Linked DNA regions of Homo sapiens: all the other regions are linked to region 3. A link is a contact called in ENCODE Hi-C data. All regions are on one chromosome and are shown on one strand. The core of a region is the stretch at or near the end of the contact, and the rest is flanking DNA. Distances in the headings are between cores, read along the strand shown. Region 1 has its middle 93 kb from the start of LINC02628. Region 2 has its middle 58 kb from the start of LINC02628. Region 3 overlaps NRP1 (neuropilin 1).

The links. Hi-C counts contacts between places; a loop is a spot of excess contacts on that map. Pooled maps may share reads with other maps.
Region 1: a map of HepG2 shows a loop between it and region 3 (6-fold over the local background). The contact joins two enhancer-like sites. A Hi-C loop is called at or near these places in 4 of 168 maps with a recorded cell type or tissue (CD8-positive, alpha-beta T cell, Caco-2 and HepG2) and 1 of 50 pooled maps.
Region 2: a map of CD4-positive, alpha-beta memory T cell shows a loop between it and region 3 (5-fold over the local background). The contact joins two enhancer-like sites. A Hi-C loop is called at or near these places in 2 of 168 maps with a recorded cell type or tissue (CD4-positive, alpha-beta memory T cell and naive thymus-derived CD4-positive, alpha-beta T cell) and 7 of 50 pooled maps.

Annotation. Positions count from the first base shown.
Region 1 is chr10:33,505,492-33,509,670 of GRCh38, reverse strand. No RefSeq gene overlaps it. Among named protein-coding and RNA genes, the nearest start is that of LINC02628, 93 kb to the left of the region's middle. Within about 2 kb of position 1,515, at least 8 of the 41 ENCODE cell types and tissues checked have a DNase peak (open chromatin) inside an H3K27ac peak, as active enhancers do.
Region 2 is chr10:33,540,959-33,545,075 of GRCh38, reverse strand. No RefSeq gene overlaps it. Among named protein-coding and RNA genes, the nearest start is that of LINC02628, 58 kb to the left of the region's middle. Within about 2 kb of position 2,160, at least 2 of the 41 ENCODE cell types and tissues checked have a DNase peak (open chromatin) inside an H3K27ac peak, as active enhancers do.
Region 3 is chr10:33,191,794-33,196,091 of GRCh38, reverse strand. NRP1 (neuropilin 1) reads left to right here. Exons shown (of 17, transcript NM_003873.7): 13 at 3,674-3,811. Among named protein-coding and RNA genes, the nearest start is that of IATPR, 77 kb to the right of the region's middle. Within about 2 kb of position 2,596, at least 17 of the 41 ENCODE cell types and tissues checked have a DNase peak (open chromatin) inside an H3K27ac peak, as active enhancers do.

The DNA.
Region 1 (4,179 bases), core at 266-2,765, 310 kb before region 3:
GCCTATCTAGAAACAAACAAATGAAAATTACGTGGAGTATACATGGCTTCATAACATTTGAGGGCAAGCAAAATACAGAGAAACAAATCAAGGAAAAGGTTTGTTGAGACAGACTCCCTGGGGTAGGAATGTTTTCATGTGGGTTTTCAAGGGGGTGACGTCATATGCAAACCCGATCCCACTTTTTCTCCTTTCTTAGAAGTTCTGAAAGAGAGATGAGAGTGCAGATATAGATGAGGATAGTCTGTCTAAGGATAATACCAAAGGTAAGTGTGCTTTGAGGTTTAAAATATTTGCTGGAAGCTATTTACTGACTGGTTACTAGGAGACAGCATGACTCATTGCTAACTTCCCCTCCGGGGCCAGCGTTCAGTCATTTATCACCTAGCACATTGGATCAAGACTGATAGAATCTTTAGAAAAAATTATGGAGTTCTCTATTCTAGTAAGGAGGCACTAAACTGTGGAAATAAAATGATCCCTGAAGATGAGGTCCACTGAGAAAGCATCCCGACATGTGTTCTGTATGTACTAACAGTCCAAGGATTAATGTGTGGTGGAGAGATATATACAAGATAAAATACAAACAACGTACATATTAAACAACTGTACAAAGCAATATTAAACCAACGTCAATAGTGAATACTGTATCTTCCCTGAGGACTTCCCCCCCGACCCCCACCCCAGTTTCTGAATGAATATATTTACATTATAACTCGGTATTCCTAATTTCCATGAAACAACACACTTAAATATTCCTTTAATAATCTTTCTAAAGATTCAAATAAGTAGAATAGATGAGGGTAGATTCCAAACAATCAGGTCTTTCAAGATAATTCATAAATTTAAATATAAATTCTAAGATAAATTTGGAAAATATTGAGGGTTGAATTGACATATGGGAAAAAATTAGTCAAATCATTTATACATTGCCCACAACCACAGGGGCATCACTATAATGTAAAGTTTATTGGAAAATTTTTTTTAGATAGAATCTCACTGTGTCACCTGGGCTAGAGCACAGTGGCATGATCACAGCTCACTGCACCCTCAACTTCCCAAGCTCAAGCCATCCTCCCACCTCAGCCTCCTGGGTAGCTGGGACTACAGGCATGCACTCCATGCCCAGCTAATTATTATTACTATTATTTGTAAAGATGGGGTCTTACAATGTTGCCCAGGCTGGTCTTGATTCCTGGACTCAAGTGATCCTCCTACCTCAGCTTCCCAAAGTGGTGGGATTACAAGTGTGAGCCACTGTGCCCAGCCTCATTGGGAATTTTTACAAAGAAATGTCTTGACATATTTCCATAACAACAACATCAGAATTGTCAGAGACAAAGCCTAGATAATATAAACTTCATCTGATAGGAGAAGGAAAGTATTTAAACATCAAAAGAATGGGAAATGATGTTTGTGCAGTTATGTTTGTGAGTGTGAGAGTGAGTAAGCGTGCAGCATATTGTAAAAATAAGCGAAAGGTGATGTGGCAAGAGTGTGTTTTGAAATATTTATTGAAGCTTTCACTCTGTGTTTTGCCTTGACCTTCGCCTGTTCAAAGAGGTATCAAGGTCCGTGCTGTGGTAGGGTTCCCTACTGTAAAAGCTGTCAAAATTCTGAGTCCATTGAGAAGATCGGTGGCTTAAGAAAGAGTGCAAAGTGCAGCTCTCTCACGGGGAGAGAAGAGAGAGTAAAAGACAGAGAAGGAGGGAGGGAGGAAAGAAGAGGAGATTGCATTTTCTCAGAGCAATTAAGATTTCCCTAGTCCAGGCCAGACACAGTGGCTCACGCCTGTAATCCCAGAAATTTGGGAGGCCAAGGCAGGTGAATCACCTCAGGTCAGTAGTTCAAGACTAGCCTGGCCAACATGGTGAATCCCCGTCACTATTAAAAATACAAAAGTTAGCCAGGCGTGGTGGCGCATGCCTGTACTCCCAGCTACTCTGGAGGCTCAGCTACTCTGGAGGCTCAGGTAGGAGGATCACTTGAACTTGGGAGGTGGAGGTTGCAGTGAGTCGAGATTGCGCCACTGCACTCCAGCCTGGGCAACAGAATGAGACTGTCTCAAAAAAAAAAAAAAAAGAAAAAAAAATTCCCTAGTCCAAGAGTATGAGGATCTGCTCCTGCTCCCTGAGGCCATGGCGGGACCTCAGGGAAGGTGAGTGTGTGATACACCTGGGGAAGTGCCCCAAGACTCTTGGTCCCAAGCTTGGTACAGAAGCCCACAGAACAGAGATTATCACGTGGCCAGGGACAATGTGCCTCTCAACAGGCATCAAACAGAGGGGCCTAGTCTATCCAATATCTTGACATGTCAGGCAGATCCCCAAGCCCTGCTCAAATCTGCTGAAGATGGTGATAGAGAAACCTCAAGAATGGTCAAGCTTTTATTTCCTCCAGCCCAGTGGGAAAAGGGCTTAGAGAGGATATTACATTGATTTATGGAAAATAAAGCATCTGAGTTTATAGACTAAGATTTATACCTGCTACAAAAGTATGAATCCTTTTATCCTATACATATATATACACATATATACTAGAGGGCACATGCTACTGAGACATATTGCTTGGGTTCAGATTTTGCAACACTAACTAGCTGCGTGTGATTTTAGGAAGTTTCTTAACCTCACTGGCCTCAGTTTCTGTGAAACTGAAATTAATCATAGCACCAATTTCACATGGTTGTTGTAAGAATGAGATGAGATCATCTGTATCTTTGGCACAGAACAAAGGCTGAACAATGATAAGCTATCATAATAATTATTATTATTATTTATTTTTCTTCCATAAATGTCCCAGTCACTACCTAAATGTGAAGGAGAGATCTAGTCCTAAAAAAAGGTTTCCATTGACAGCTCAAGTTATTCGTGGATTTTCTTTCATGATAGCCTTAAGAAATAAACAAATAGACAAAAGTCTCTGTTTTTCTTTGGCCCCTAGGTGACCACTAAATTACATGTGAAACAAAACATGTTCAAGAGAAATGTCCCTGGAAGAAAGGAATTTTTCCTAAATCTTAAATAGCAAGTTTCTTGAATCCTAAATAAGGGTAGTGTCACGCCTCTGCCAAGTAGGAATGTCAGTATGGGGGTAGGAAGTCCAGCTGTATCCTCCCATCAAATGGAAATTAGTTGGATTCCTGATGCTAAGGGTTCCCATGGGCTCTTCATATGACAGATAAGAGGACGAGGGGGGTGAAGAATTATTATTTATAAATAACACACCAGAGTGCCTGAGGTTGGCCAACCTTAAATTCAATGTTCAAAGTTTGGAGCAGGTGTCTACAAACTTTTATCCCTAAGCCACACTAAGAGGACTATTTATGAAATACATCTGTATCCTTGGATGGCTATGACAATTGGTAATGGTCATTGGGGTATTATACGAAATATGTTTGGTCTTTGTTCCCAGTTCCTGACATGGGGTTCCTAAAACCCCTGGAATCTTCTGAGTGATAGGACTATTTTTGTTATTTATAATGAAGCCACTTGATCACTTTCTGAGTTTATGGTAAAGAGATTACGTAGGGTGACACCCCTAGATAGTCTCTGTATGGAGCCAGTCAACAGAAAGACAAGGTGATTAGAGGATTAGAAGGTTGGAGCTGTCAGCCCCACCTACTGATAGCTGGTGGGTTGGTGGGGGGCAAATAGAAATCAAGCTTCACAAAAACTTGAACAACAAGATTTGGTGAGTTTCCAGTGGCTGAATACAGGGAGGTACTGGGAGGGTGGAGCCCCAGAGACGGGGTGGAAGTTGTGCACCCCCATAACTCACGGTATCCATCTCTTCCTCAGCTGTTTATCTGTATCCTGTGTAATATCCTTTATAACAAACTGGTGAACATAAGTAAGTGTGTTTCCCTGAGTGCTGTGAGCCATGCTAGCAAATTAAACCCATGGAGGGAGTAGTAGGACCCCCGATTTATAGACGGTTAGTCAGAAGCACAGGCGACAATGTACTAACCTTGCAATTGGTGTCTAAAGTTGGGGAAGCATTGTGAGACTGAGCCCTTAACCTGTGGGGTCTGACACCATTTCCAGGTAGATAGTGTCACATTGAATTAAATTATAGGACACCTAGTTGGTGTCCACTGAAGAATTGCTTAGTGTGTGGGGAAAAATCCTCACACATCTGGTCCCAGAAGTATTCTGGGTTCACTATGAGTGGATGTATGTG
Region 2 (4,117 bases), core at 911-3,410, 350 kb before region 3:
AACTGAACTTTTCCCAGGACAGATGCCAGAATTTTATATAAATGAAATCATGTGCTATTTAATCTTCTGTGTCAGACTAATCAAGAAAAAAACAAATGAAGACATAGATTACCAATGTAAAAATGAAGAGTACATAACTATTGACCCCACAGATATTAAAAAGATAATACAAGGATACTATGAACAACTGGTGTGTTTAGACTTTTCATATTTACTGATTTTTTTTAATGGTTGGGTTAAACTATCTTGAAATGTGATTTCTTTTTGCCCCATTTGTCTTTGTTAATTTTTTCTTCTTTTTCTGCCTTCTCTAGGTTTAATTAAGCATCATAATTTAATTTTATCTCCTCTATTGAATTATTATTTAACTTGTTTAAAATAACTGTTAGTGGTTGTCTTAGGAGTTACAATATACATTTTTAAATAATTTGTGTCTAACTTAAATTATACTGTTTCGTTTGTTGGGTAACGATGTGGTATAAACACACAACATATTTTACTATTTTTGCTATGAAAATTAGCTTTTAGAGCAACTAATAACAAGAAAAAATTATATTTTGCCTCAATTTATTCCATTTCCAATTCTCTTCATTTCCTTGTGTAGATTCAAGGATTCAAGGTTTTGTTGTTGTTGTTGTTTTGAGATGGGTTCTCACTCTGCTGCTCAGACTGGAGTGCAGTGGCCTGATCTTGGCTCACTACAACTTCTGCCTCCCAGGTTCCAGCGCTTCTCCTGCCTCAGCCTCAGAGTAGCTGGGATTACAGGTATGCATCACCACACCTGGCTAATTTTTGTATTTTTAGTAGAGACAGGGTTTCACCATGTTGGCCAGGCTGGAAGATTCAAGTTTCTGACCTATCATATTTCTTCAGCCTGAAGAAGTTCCTTTAACATTTCTTATAAGATAATCTGCTACCAATGCATTCATTCTCTTAGTTTTTGTTAGCTGGAGAAAGTCTTTATATTTTATTAATTTCTCTGGATATAGAATTCTGGGTTGATAGTTTCTTTCAGAACTTTAAAAATAAAATAGTAAGCCGTTATTTTCTGGCTGACTTGTTTCTGATGAGAAGTGCGATATATTCTTATCCTTGTTCCTCTGTAGGTAATGTACCTCTGAGGGAGAGGGTGCCTGCCTTCATGATTTTCTTGTCTTTGATTTTCAGCAGTCTGAATATGATATGCCTGGATGATCTTATTGTGTGTTTGTTTTTATATTTATCCTTCTTGGTGTTCTCTGAGCTTCTTGGATCTATACTTTGGTGTTTGTTATTAGCTTGGAAAATCTTCTGCTATTATTTCTTCAAATGTTTCTTCAGTCTCATTCTCTTTCACTTATTCTTTGGGGATTTCAATTATGTACATTTTAGACAATTAGATATGGTGTAACACTCCTGGATACTGTGTTGTGGGGATTTTCTCCTCTACTCTTCTTTTTTTTGTACTTTAGTTTGCAGAATTTCTATTGATCTCTATCCAGTTCACTGATTCCTTCTGTGGCTGTCAAGTCTACTGTTGAGTCCCTCAAAGACAATCTTCAGCTCTTTTACTGTGTTTTTGTTTTTTAGTATTTTCATATTATTCTTTTTTATAGTTTCCATCTTTCTGTTGAAATTATCTAGCTGAACTTGCATGTTTTCTATCTTCTCCATTAGCATTTTTACCATATTAATCACAGTCATTTTAAATCCTGTGTTTGATAGGTCCATGTATGTGTCATATCTTAGTTGTGATGGTTGTATATGATTGCTTTGTCTCTTCAGACTGTGGGTTTTCTTTGCCTTTTCCTATGTCTCATACATTTTTTTTGGTTGAAAGTTGGGCATGTTGCAAAGGACAAAGATACATGTCTTTCTTGCTGCCAGGCCTTTAGTGGAAGGTTTTGTGTTAATATAGTCAGGAGTTGATCTGGGTTTGAGGTTTGTTGTTGCCATAACATAGTTTTCCCTTATCCAGTTTCACTTTCCATGGTTTTAGTTAACTGTAATCAATTGTGACCCAAAAATGTTAAATGGAAGATTTCAGAAATAATGTATAAGTTTTAAATTGCATGTCATTCTGAGTAGTGTGATGAAATTTTGTGCCATCCTACTCCATCCTGCCCAGGATGTGAATCATTCCTTTGTCCAGTATCTCCATGCTATAAACACCAATCACCATTAGTCACTCAATGGCCAACTCGGTTATCAGATCAACTGTGACTGTCATGGTATCACAGAGCTTGTGTTAAGTAACCCTTATTTTAGTTGATAATAGTCCCAAGTACCACAGTAATGATGCTGGCAATTAGAATATGCCAAAGGGAAATTATAAAGCGTTTCCTTTAAGTGAAAATGTGAAAGTTCTCAACTTAATAAATAATGAAAATTATATGCTGAGGTTGCTAAGATCTATGGTAAGAATGAATCTTCTATCCATGAAATTGTAAAGAAGAAAAACGAAATTTGTACTAGTTTTGCTGTTGCACCTCAAACTGCAAAAGTTACAACCATAGTCCATGATAAAGGCTTATAAAGATGGGAAAGGCACTAAATTTGTGGGTGGAAGACATAAACAGAGACATATTCCCACTGACAGCAATCAGGTTTGGCACAATTTGAGGTTTCAGGCATTCACTGGTGGTCTTGGAACATATCCCCCATGGATAAGGGAGGACTATCGTGATTATTTTCAGTGCACCATAGCCTCAAATTCCTCTAGCAATACCTTGTGTTTAGGATGTGAGCTAATTTGCCAGAGGGTTTTTCTTCCCCCTCAGTGTTTACTCCCTTCTTACCTTAGAGTTCTTCCTTCTGCACTGTTTCCTAGTTTTTCTTCCCCCTCAGTATCTACTCCCTTCTTACCTTAGGGTCTTCCTTCTGTATTGTTTCCTAGAGAGAATCTGTCTTTTGCAGCAATCTCAGCTGTAGGTTACTTTTACTCAACACTTGTTAGCATGGTGGTAGGGAGAGCCGGAAGGGGTGTATTCTCTCACCAAGCCTTAAAATGAGGCAGTCACTGTGGATTTAAGCTTGTACCAGCTGTAGTCCTGGGCTGCCACCCTCAGAGTAGAGTTTAATTTTTTCTCTTCCTTTCCTGCAATTTCAATGGATTTTCGCCAGTGCCCTAAACTGACAATTGTTATCATTTTTTGCCCTGTAGTTTAAGATTTTTGTTCCATAGGGGAGATATGGGAGATGGGTCTGGGAAGTGTTTCGGGAGTAGCTACTATTCCCTCCCCCAAGTCAGCACAATTAGGAAAACTTTCTTAGGAGTCTTCCCTATCTTCTCTTTGAGTGTCTCATCATACCCTTGGAAGACAGGACTGCAAGAGGATGCAAATATTTCTATCTCTGGGACCCGGTGGCTCCACATCCATATGTGACCTGGAGCAGTTCATTACAATTTCTAAGCTGAATCTCCTTTCCAAATTATACAGCATGCAATGGCATCTGCCCTAGGTAAGCAAATGCCTGAGTCCTGTTGCACCTTGTAGGTCCTGGCCTCTCCCCAGATTTTAGGTTCTTTCCCTGCCATGTCAGATCTCTAATGAATTCAAGAAAGGTCACTAATTTTCACTTGATTAAGCTTTCATTTTCTTATTGTAAGGCTGGGAGGCTGGGAATAAGGCTCTTTCTGACCCTTTACATCTCTTAACTGAATGCAGAGGATCCACATATTAATTTTTAATGCTGAACAGAAACTGCATCCCTGGGATTAACTCCATTTGGTCATGACAGTCATTCTATTTATACATTGTTGAATTCACTTTACCAATATTTTAGAAGAGAGGTTTTTAAAATCTATGATCATGAGGAATATTGTTTTATAAATTTCTTTTCTTATAATCTCTTTGTCAGGTTTTTGTGCCAGGGTTATTCTAATCTTTTAAAATTAGTTGGAAGGTGTGCCTTCCTCTTTTACTTTCTGAGTTTGTGTTAAGTTTTGCATTATTCTTTTGTGTGTGTGTGTGTGTGTGTGTGTGTGTGTGTGACAGAGTCTTGCTGTGTCTCCCAGGCTGGAGTGCAGTGGCACGATCTCAACTTACTGCAACCTCTGCCTCTTGGGTTCAAGCAATTCTCCCATCTCAGCCTCCCAAGTAGCTGAGATTACAGGCACACGTCACCATGCCCAGCT
Region 3 (4,298 bases), core at 1,347-3,846:
AGGTCAATATTGTCAGAGCAGGAGCGGTTTTGTTAACACATTTGATTTGTGCACAATCTCAAGGTCACTCAAGGGATGGCTTCTCAGAGGGGCCAGTCGGTCCTGTCACAGAGTCTACTGTGGTCAGAGGGCAGGTATGCAAATTGCAAACAGTAGGACCCGTTGCTATCACCATCTGAACAAGTTCAATCCAAACCACGCGGGTCTACTGATCAGGGGTGGTCAGGTCCGGTTTGCATTTCACAGTCAGTGCAGAGTTCTTTTCAAATTGACTTGCTTTCCTGTTTCTCCATTGTCTGAGTCATGAATCTGGACTCCAAGTGCTCTGTTTGTGGGTAATGGGCTGTCTGACCTTCCTGGAAGGACTTCTGTTGATTGTCACCTTCTGGCTAAGTCAATGCCCAGAATATTGCATGGGGACTTGAGCATGCTTCAAGCCAGGGGTCAGGTCTAACTCTGAAGAGTTGACCCAGTGGCCTGAGTCACCTGATACTTTGATCCACACTGTTCTGCAGGCTCCAGATTCTTCAAGCATCATCACAAGCAGCAGTCAATGAGACCTCAAAACCTTCATCATAATTCCATTTTGCTATTATAGACTCAACTCAGAGTCTTACTATTTCATCTTGCTGATTCTCATCAATATAATAAACTCCATGGGCATATAATATTTATATACTTTTATGTAATCAGATGCATAAAAGCTGGTTAATGCTCTGCCAGCAAGTGATGGGATCCTTACATTTTTAATCTAGCTCTCTCTGGCGAGAGCTCTAACCCTCTGAGGCTCCTCCAGCATTCCTGCAGCAGTTCGGAGTATATTCATCACCTACGATTGTATGGGCCTGAGCACCTCTGCTTGTTTAGACTGAAAGACTAGTCTATGAACAAGTGAGTTAAACTGCTCTATAGAAGTTTGGAATACCAGATATAAAAATTAAATCCTTATGCATACATATGGTGCTAATGATCCAACTTCAGGCAAGATGGGTTGGGCAAGCACAGCTGGTACTTGCTCTCAGAGGCTGTAAATTTGTTTTAAGTTCAGAATATTGTTTCCTGCTATTTTTAAGAGTCAAGAAGGGATTTAGCTGGATTACCCCCATTGAATTTAATGAGAGTTGTGTGCCCCGCCAGGGCTTGGGTAATATTTTGAAAACGTAAACGTCAGTAGTCCTATATGTTTGTTTCATTCATTAATTTGCTTTTTTCTCTCCTTTTCTCTCTCCCTTTCTCCTTTCCTCTGTCCTTCTCTCTTTCTTTTCCCTTTCTATAAATGTTTATGGGTGGTTTGTGTGTTTGTCTTTCTAGCCAGGCTGGAAGTTTCCACATTGAACCTCTCACTCCATAACCCTCCCCAACAAAAGGCATTGATCTAAAAACATATCCTTTAAATAACCAAATTGCCACAAGTTACATGATCAAGACAAGAAGATAAAAGAGCAGTAAAATACAAAAACTTAGAGCGGTTCACCTGGTTAAATGTACAGGATGGGGAAGGACATTGGAAGGTAAAGGCAGACTGTCATTCTCTGAAGCGAGAAGTGCCTGAAACATTTTTTCAGGCAAAGCGGTTCCATGTCCTGGTCATTTCAAAAATATCCAAGTTCCTACATTTTATGGTATCATCAGAATATGAAGAGCCAAAAGAATGGATGATGTCATTTTCTGTTCTATAAACAATAAATGTAATGTATTAACAAAGTAAATACAGGCAGAACTGTGTGTGCTGGGGTGGCTTTCTTTATCCTGAATGTGCATGTTTTATAAAGTACATTTAAGGAGAAAAATCAAAACCACACACACATTAACATGTTCCAATATTAACATTTTCTAACATGAGATTATGCAACAGTACATTTCAGGGTCATGGGCGTTGGCATCCAAGGTTGCTCAATCATTCAGTCACCGTTCAGTTGACTGTACTTCATCTACATAATTCAATCTTGCTGCGGAAAAGAGTGGTAAATTTTGGAGAGGGTTTCCCATGCCTTAAGAAGTCCTATTTCATGGCTATGATAGACTAGACATGAAATATATCTCTCCGATGACACTACAGCTGTGAAATATAGCCTGTTTGCACTAAATGAAAGTACTCACATTTTACACATCACATAGCTTACTAGTTTACTTTCCCAAACTGGCTCTGTCTACCCTTTGGGAGGTCACATTATCATTGGGAGAATCCAAACTGCTCCATTTGGACAGTTTTTATGGTGGATTCCTTCCAAAATTTGACATTAGCTCTAGAAAAGGGTTCCTTATAAACTAAAAATGCAAAGTAAATCATTCTTATCTATTCAATAAATCTTCCCATTAAAATTCCTCCTGCCATTGGGGGAGGGGCCATGGAGACAAGGCTCAGAGCAGAAGGCGAGATACTTTGTTAATAAACACAAGCAAGTTAAAGAAGCTCAAAATGAGATAAGGTCTTGGCCTGACCCTAATACAGCATCTAATACCAGACTTCCCTTATTGTTCATAGGGATTCTTTTGAGGCTTATTTTTAAGTTCAACGGTCCAGATGCCCCAGGCGCCTTCCTGTTTGTTTCAATGCTGCCACCTCGTGGACTGCCTAAAGTCAGTGACAAGCCTAAAGGCCCTTCGTCACTGGAGAAAACAGCTGCATCTGCGGGCTTCGTTCTTTATAGGAGGACGAAAGGAGGGGGCAGAAGCCCGAGAATTTCATCTTTAGAATTTTTTTTATTGTTAGCTTATGTTTACCAAAACAACAGTCATACTTGGAATAAGTAGCAATGATTTCATTTTTCCCATACTTAAAAGTTAAGCTCCTTTCAAAAAGAGGCTGTGTAAAATGTCAGGCTGTGGGTTTTAAAAACACCATAGTCCAACAGCACCTTGTAGGGCACACACAAGGCAAGTCATTCCCGTGAATTCATTCACGCTGTCTTTTCAGATTCCTAAGGAAGCCTTTTGAACATTAAAAAAAAGAAAAGAGAAGTAAAAACGGGTAGCTATTGAAATGGGCTTTGGATTTAGATGACCTTACATTGAGGTTTTAAGCCGGGTGAACAATTTATATGTAAATTTAGAAATTAAAAAAGCAGAAATTTATACTTAAATTAATCGACCTTATAGAAGGCATGGAAGAAAAAAAAATAATCCTAAAATGCTTAAGAGATTCTAACCCTGACATTAAAGACCTGAAGCATGAACTGGTGAGGTGGAAATAGAGAAAACCTCCTGGGTGAGGCATTTCGCCAAGTTACTTTCCACTTTTGAGGCTTCATGGGTCAATCTCTAATTAAGATTCTTTTCATTGGTGGGTATCAACTTATATGATTTATCCTCAAGAACAGAATGGCTTTCATATTAAATACTGTGGAAATGGGGAGAGTGCAGCAAATGTAATACACGTGCTTTAGAAAATAGCCTTCCTGGAGATTTTATGTAAACCCAATTTGACAGGCAGTCCATAATCCTTTTAAAGCTGGATTTTTAAAGAAATTACTAAATGTGGTTTTGCAAACATTTTGACATCTCCATGCATCTTTTGGTTTCTTGGTAATCCTGGCTTTCCTGGAATTTTCAAACAGACATAAAGTTGTATAAATCGTGCTTTCCATGAGTGAACCAAGGGCCTTTGTGACCCTAAATGATCAAATTTGCCTTTCTTTGCTTGTCTCTTATTTTTACTTCCCACCCACTGAAGAGTTTCCAACATATGGTTTTAACTGTGAATTTGGCTGGGGCTCTCACAAGACCTTCTGCCACTGGGAACATGACAATCACGTGCAGCTCAAGTGGAGTGTGTTGACCAGCAAGACGGGACCCATTCAGGATCACACAGGTATCACAGAGTTCACTTCGGCTGCATGGCTTTGCAGATTCTCTTTGATTCCGAGGCTGTGTTACTGGGAGGGTTTCTAATGTCTGTGAATTTAGGGCGGGTAGGAATTACTACAGGCGTTCACATGTGCTATTATTTTCTAGAATTAACAATGTCTCTTTCCCTAGTAGCGAGAAGCATAGGGCAAATCATAGTAATGCCCCTTGAAGTTGGCCACTGATTGGCCTCCTTGAAAACAGCAAATTGGGCAAGGATCTATGAATTAGCATTCATCTTATCCTTTTTTTTTTTTTTTTTTTTTTTGAAATGGAGTCTCACACTGTTGCCCGGGCTGGAATGCAGTGGCACTAGCTCCACTCACTGCAACCTCCGCCTCCTGGCTTCACACGATTCTCTTGCCTCAGCCTCCCAAGTACCTGGGATTACAGGCATACACCACCACACCCAGCTAATTTTTTGTATTTTTAGTAGAGACGGGATTTCACCA